Linked DNA regions of Mus musculus: region 1 is linked to region 2. Evidence: chromatin contacts called from ENCODE Hi-C or POLR2A ChIA-PET data. All regions are on one chromosome and are shown on one strand. The core of a region is the stretch at or near the end of the contact, and the rest is flanking DNA. Distances in the headings are between cores, read along the strand shown. Region 1 holds the start of Mpp4 (membrane protein, palmitoylated 4 (MAGUK p55 subfamily member 4)). Region 2 holds the start of Als2 (alsin Rho guanine nucleotide exchange factor).

Region 1 (2,700 bases), core at 56-2,555, 76 kb before region 2:
CTATCAGCGCTAATCCTGCTTGTGACTCAGGAAACCACTACAGCACAGCACTCCTGGAGTCTATTTACTCCTGCATTCAAAGTTGCTACATCCTTTCAGGGTTTTGTGTAGGCTCACATGTGTGCTTCTGTGCTATCTATCCACACTCACACGCTTAAATACACAGTATCCACATGGTAGGAGGGAGCTGTTTTCAGCTATCTTGCTTTTGGTTGGTTTCCTGTTTGTTTGGTGACAGAGTCCCATGTAGTCCATGCTGGCCTCAGACTTTCTCTCTAGTCAAGGATCACCAGATGCTCTCATCCTCCGGTCTCCACCTCCCAAGGGCTGGGGTTGTGTGACAGGCATGTGTGACCACAAATGGTTTATGTGGTGCTGGGAACTGAACCCTGGACTTCACATATGCCACACAAGCATTCTACCAGCTAAGCTATATCTTTCTTTACCTTATCCTTTTTATTACTGGTGGGGCACTATGTGGATTTAAATAATAACCTTATGTGTTTAAGTGCCTTGGTTTGAATTGCGCCAGAATGAAGGATTCTAGACAGGTGATTTATAGGGTAAAGAGGTAGGGAATAAGAAAAGGCAATTAAAAACTGTGTTATAAAGCAAGTGGTCACCATGAATACCTGGAATGTACGCAGCATTACCTTAAAATTCAGCTTTGGGTCTCTGGGGTAGCTCAGCAGGAAATGCATTCGCTGCCAAGTCTGATGACTTTGAACCCACATGGTAGGAGGGAGCTGTTTTCAGTTGTTCTCTGACCTCCACAAGCACCAGGGCTTCCACAAACGCATGCGCGCACACTTGCACACAAGCGTACACACACACACAATTAAATTGTAATTAAACATTATAATTAAAACATTTAAAGCATTTCCTTCTGCTTTAAAACAATTGCTATTCAAAGTCCTGACCTCTTACCCACTAGGCTTGTTTTCTAAAGTATTTTTCAATATGGAAATCTTGAAAAAGCCCATATGCAACCCTCCCTGAGAAATGGCCTGCTGGCTTCCTCTGCATCCAAGGCCCTCACAGAAGATGGGACAGTTTCACTTGAACTCTTTGACAACGCACTGTGCCACGCTTAAGAGATGGTACTGTAGGACAGTCAACCACTTTAACACAGACTACCCACGATTATCTGTAGCTGCTGCTGGTGCCTTCTGGAAATGCGGCATTGCGAGCAGACTCTTACCTGCAAGGATGAAAACACAGTGTTGCTCCTGGCAAGAGAGAAGCAAGCAGGAAGCACCAGGAGGCTGCTAGCTGCCAGTCACCTGATGCTCTAGAGAAAAGCTCTGTGCATCCTCTTTGGCATAATCCTGCCCTTGCAGGCTAACCCTGGACCTCTTCTAAGCCTCCGCAGCAGCCCTAGCTGTCCCTGCAAGGGAACATCTCATTTACATTATCCTCCACCACAGTGAGCTTTCTCTCACATGAGTACTACACTCCCATACAAGCCCTTAATATTTCTGTTGACTGTTTCCAGATAACAAACACCAATCGCCCCCCTTCAAATCTTTCCTACTTTTAGTTTGTTTTTTTTTTTTGAGACAGAGTCTTATGTAGCCCCGGTAGCCTCAAACTGTGTGTATAACCAAGGATAACTGAACTTCCTCCACCCTCAAGGGCTCAGACTACAAAGGTGTGCCACTACACCCACCAGAGGCTTTTACTTTTCTTAACTTCAGCTTTTCAAGGCCTAATGCAGAACACATCTGCGGGGCATAGGCAGTGGGAAAGAGTAGAGGAAAGTCGGGAAGCTCTGGGTTGGAGTCCCAGCGCAGACACAGCAAACTATAGCTATTCACCGATAGGGAAAGGGAGCCCCCAGACTGGCACTGCTGAGGGCTGCTGTGAGTTACATAGGTGCTGGTATTTCTAGTCACAGACAGTGCCTGGAGATTTAGGGTTTTCCACACACACATGAAAATTTATTGTTTTAAGCTGCAACTCAAGAACTGTGTAGAATGAGGAAAATACAGTGGTTAGGCAGCTTCTCTTAAAACTGAAATTAGAAGATTGAATTGCAACGGGTTCTCAGAGATGTGAGATGGCATGCTGCCATTTGAGAATTTCTCTGGTCCTATTGTCCAAGTTTCCATCCATTCCCACTATTAGCCCCTCCTGATCTTTCTCTGAAGGAGGTAGGTGTTCAATTACTTTGGCTTTACTAGCCAAATCTGGCATTTGTGTCTTGGCTCACAAACTAAAAATATGCGAAATGAGAAAGAGTTGGTCCCTCTCCACAGGGAGCAGCTCGGCCTGGCAGAAGACGGTAGGCGGAGAGATGCGGACAGTGCTATCCTCCTAAACCTGTTCCTCTAGCCCTTCCCTAAACAAAAACAAAGCCCACAACTGTCTTACTCACAGCAGCAGTTTTCCTTGGAGACCTTTGTCTCTGGGTTATCGGGATCAGAATTAACTTGCTCTTTGCCAGAAATTGGCTAGTAGTTAAGTGAATTAAAAACCCCAGGGGTTCCTGAGGTCTGAGGCATGGATTACAATGTGGAGAAAGAATACTGTAAACTGAGCACTCTTTAAAGTACAGTCTGCCCCATGTCATTTCTTCCACAGTCATAGAACAGCTTCGTAGAGATGAATGTCATTTATTATGAAAACTGCTGTTACATTACAGCCAACATTCCAAAACAGTATGTTAACAAATGCTTGTCTTGATTATAAAGTAGCTCG
Region 2 (2,700 bases), core at 138-2,637:
GACATGGGACAACACAAGTCTTGAGGCATAGTGGTCATGAAAAGCTTAGGCCCAGGCAAAGTAGAACACGCCTTTAATCCCAGGAGAATGAGGCAAGCAGATCTCCGAGTTCAAGGCTAGCCTGGGACAAAGCAAATTCCAAATCCAGGGGTAATGGCACACACCTTTAATCTGGGTCACACCTTCTGCTAGAGGCCTACATAAGGACATTGGAAGAAGGAAGGCTCTCTCTCCTTTGCCTGCCTGCACTCCTTTGCCATCGAATCTATTGGAACCTACTTCTTCAGGATTCCAGCTTATCCAGAAGACCAGCTAAAATAACTACCCTCGTGGGACTGAGCAACTATTAGATTCTTGGACTTCCCATTCCCGTTGTTGGGCTAGTTGGACTGTAAACTGTATATCACTATGATAAATTCCCTTAATATATACATTTCATAAGTTTTGTGACTCTAGAGAACACTAATACATACAGGTATATGATAAAAAACAAAAAAGTATGGCCTACTGTTTTTTTGCATTTTTGTACCTGCTCCAAATAAACCTACATCACACAAGTTTATCCTTGACAGTCATTTAAAAAACAGATACAAATATAAGAACAACAGAGTAACAACCTTAATTTGGGTACAGCAGTCAGTTAATCTATAAGAAAGTGCTGCTCTTGACCACCCAATTCAACCAGTGTGTTTTCCCTCTTTGGTAACCACAGAAGTACTAAACAGTAGCTTGCCTCTACAAATCTACAGTTGCTTGTCTGCAAATAGCCCTGTTACCTGGAGGACCAACATCAATGTGAGGACCATTTCCTCAAGATCGCTCCAGTGTTCTTTCCTGTCTTCACGATGATTCCTTTGATGACTTGATACATTTAGGGATTTGGTCAAACTACCACTGATTAATACCAAAGTCCTTTTCATTTTCAGCAAACGCTGTTTCAAACCACAGACCCTCCCCGCCCCCCTTCACTTTTCCCCACGATATGCATCCTGGGGCAAACCCACCTAGGACACTCAGCAAGGTTCACTGTCTAGCCAGCTGGGCGCCCACTGTGGGCATTCAAAAAACCCTCTGAGCGGATGGGCGTAAGCAGCGTGGGTGGAGGCGGGAAGAGGGGACCCGAAGGAATGCCACACAGCTCCGACCACGGCAGTGGGGCGCTGGGACCCGGAGGGTGGGACCCGGGCCGAGCCACCACGTCCGGAGCTCTTCACAGGCAGGCGCCGTCCCCGCAGGCCAGCCCAGCGCGCTCCCGCACCTCCGCCGACCCGCCTTCGAACCCAAGGACCGCCCGGACCCGCGCGGGCTCACCTGACGCTCCCGCAGCTCCGCGCTCTTCTCCCGGCGCGAGCCCGACTGCACCGCGGGTACGCGAGATCAGCTGATTCATGGGGGCGGGGCCTCCAGGTAGGGGCGGGGCCTCCGGCGGCGGGCTGGAGAGGCGGGCCCGCAGAATGGGTGGAGCTAGGCAAGAGCCGGTGACGGCGTCCGACAGGGATCAAGATTGCTCCGAACGCATCAGTGACTGCAGGCAAACCATTCAGTCAGGGCAGAACCAATCGTCCTAGGGCGGGCGCACTTTAGAAGCAACCGAAGACTCAGTGAAAGGACCTAACTCAATAAGCGTTTCCATGGTAACGATAGGCCGCGCTTGAGGATGGAAACTACTGCAAGTTTTGTTACCTCCTCAAACTGCGAGAAATGAAGAGAAAATCTTACCTATCAGAACATGGCTGCACACGTCTGTAATCCCAACATTTGTGAGATGAAGGCAGCAGGATCAGGAATTCGAGGCCAGCCTTGAGAACGTGTCTCAAGAGAAATAACAAAAGTGAAAATACGAGCTACCTTTAAGCTGCATGACGTCATCTCTTCCCGAGTGTGCCTTTGCCGCGTGTCCACCTTAAACGGTAAAGAGTAGGAAGAAACTATTTCCTCAGGGCTCCTCAATATACAGCGTTAAAATTGTTTTTGCTTGCTTCTTAGTCTCACTACCATCCATACTTGTCACGGTCGCAATCCTCCCGCTGCACCCCTAAGTGCTCCCTTGAATGTTTTGTGTAACAGATGCTCTCAGAACACAAGCCAGAGAGAAATCTGCTGCTACAGAGTGTGCATCGCGGAACCTACAGAGTTACATTTATTTACTCATTAAAGATAGATATATTCCCCGAATCGAATGCCCCTGCGTACAAATTCCCAACTGGTTCCTCCAACTCAGGGTCTCTCACCAGAGCCTTATCAACTTCAGTGCTAGAACAGAAAAGTGTACAGCCTTGAGAATGGCGCCACCAAATGGTACAAACCAGGGATGTCCTGCAGTTAATGAAGCCTGGACTCTGGCCGCCCTAACAAGCTACCTGTCCTCCATAACACAGCTAAAAAAGACAACAGTGAAAGAAATTTATTCAATGAGACTGCACTAGGAAAAAGAACTAAGGGGCTGGTTCAGTAAACCCCCTAAGTCTATCTTTGGAGCCTTGACATAAGTAGAAGGCTCAAGGTGTGATCTTGCCCATGGTAAACACATCTTGGTTGGTCCTGCAAAGCAAACTGACAAGTTGTCAGAACTAAGAACCAAGCTCTCCTGATGGTTTGCACCCAGAAACCCAATCTCTTCCTTCTCCAGTGAGACTCTTGAGGAAATCTAGTTCTTTGGGGCCCATTATCCTGTTAGTCCACTAGTCAAAAGGAGGGGCA

What was found. Hi-C counts contacts between places; a loop is a spot of excess contacts on that map. ChIA-PET counts read pairs that join two places held with the same protein, here RNA polymerase II (POLR2A).
Region 1: a map of regulatory T cell shows a loop between it and region 2 (2.6-fold over the local background). The contact joins the promoter of Mpp4 here to the promoter of Als2 in region 2. A Hi-C loop is called at or near these places in 3 of 37 maps with a recorded cell type or tissue (T-helper 1 cell, T-helper 2 cell and regulatory T cell). POLR2A ChIA-PET finds 5 or more read pairs at or near these places in 4 of 5 experiments (Patski and embryonic stem cell).

Annotation. Positions count from the first base shown.
Region 1 is chr1:59,160,331-59,163,030 of GRCm38, forward strand. It overlaps Mpp4 (membrane protein, palmitoylated 4 (MAGUK p55 subfamily member 4)), which reads right to left and starts at 1,306. Exons shown (of 22, transcript NM_145143.3): 1 at 1,202-1,306. Als2 (alsin Rho guanine nucleotide exchange factor) reads right to left here. Exons shown (of 34, transcript NM_028717.6): 34 at 2,426-2,700.
Region 2 is chr1:59,235,844-59,238,543 of GRCm38, forward strand. Als2 (alsin Rho guanine nucleotide exchange factor) reads right to left here and starts at 1,388. Exons shown (of 34, transcript NM_028717.6): 1 at 1,312-1,388. Gm33667 (predicted gene, 33667) reads left to right here and starts at 1,512. Exons shown (of 2, transcript NR_168353.1): 1 at 1,512-1,910.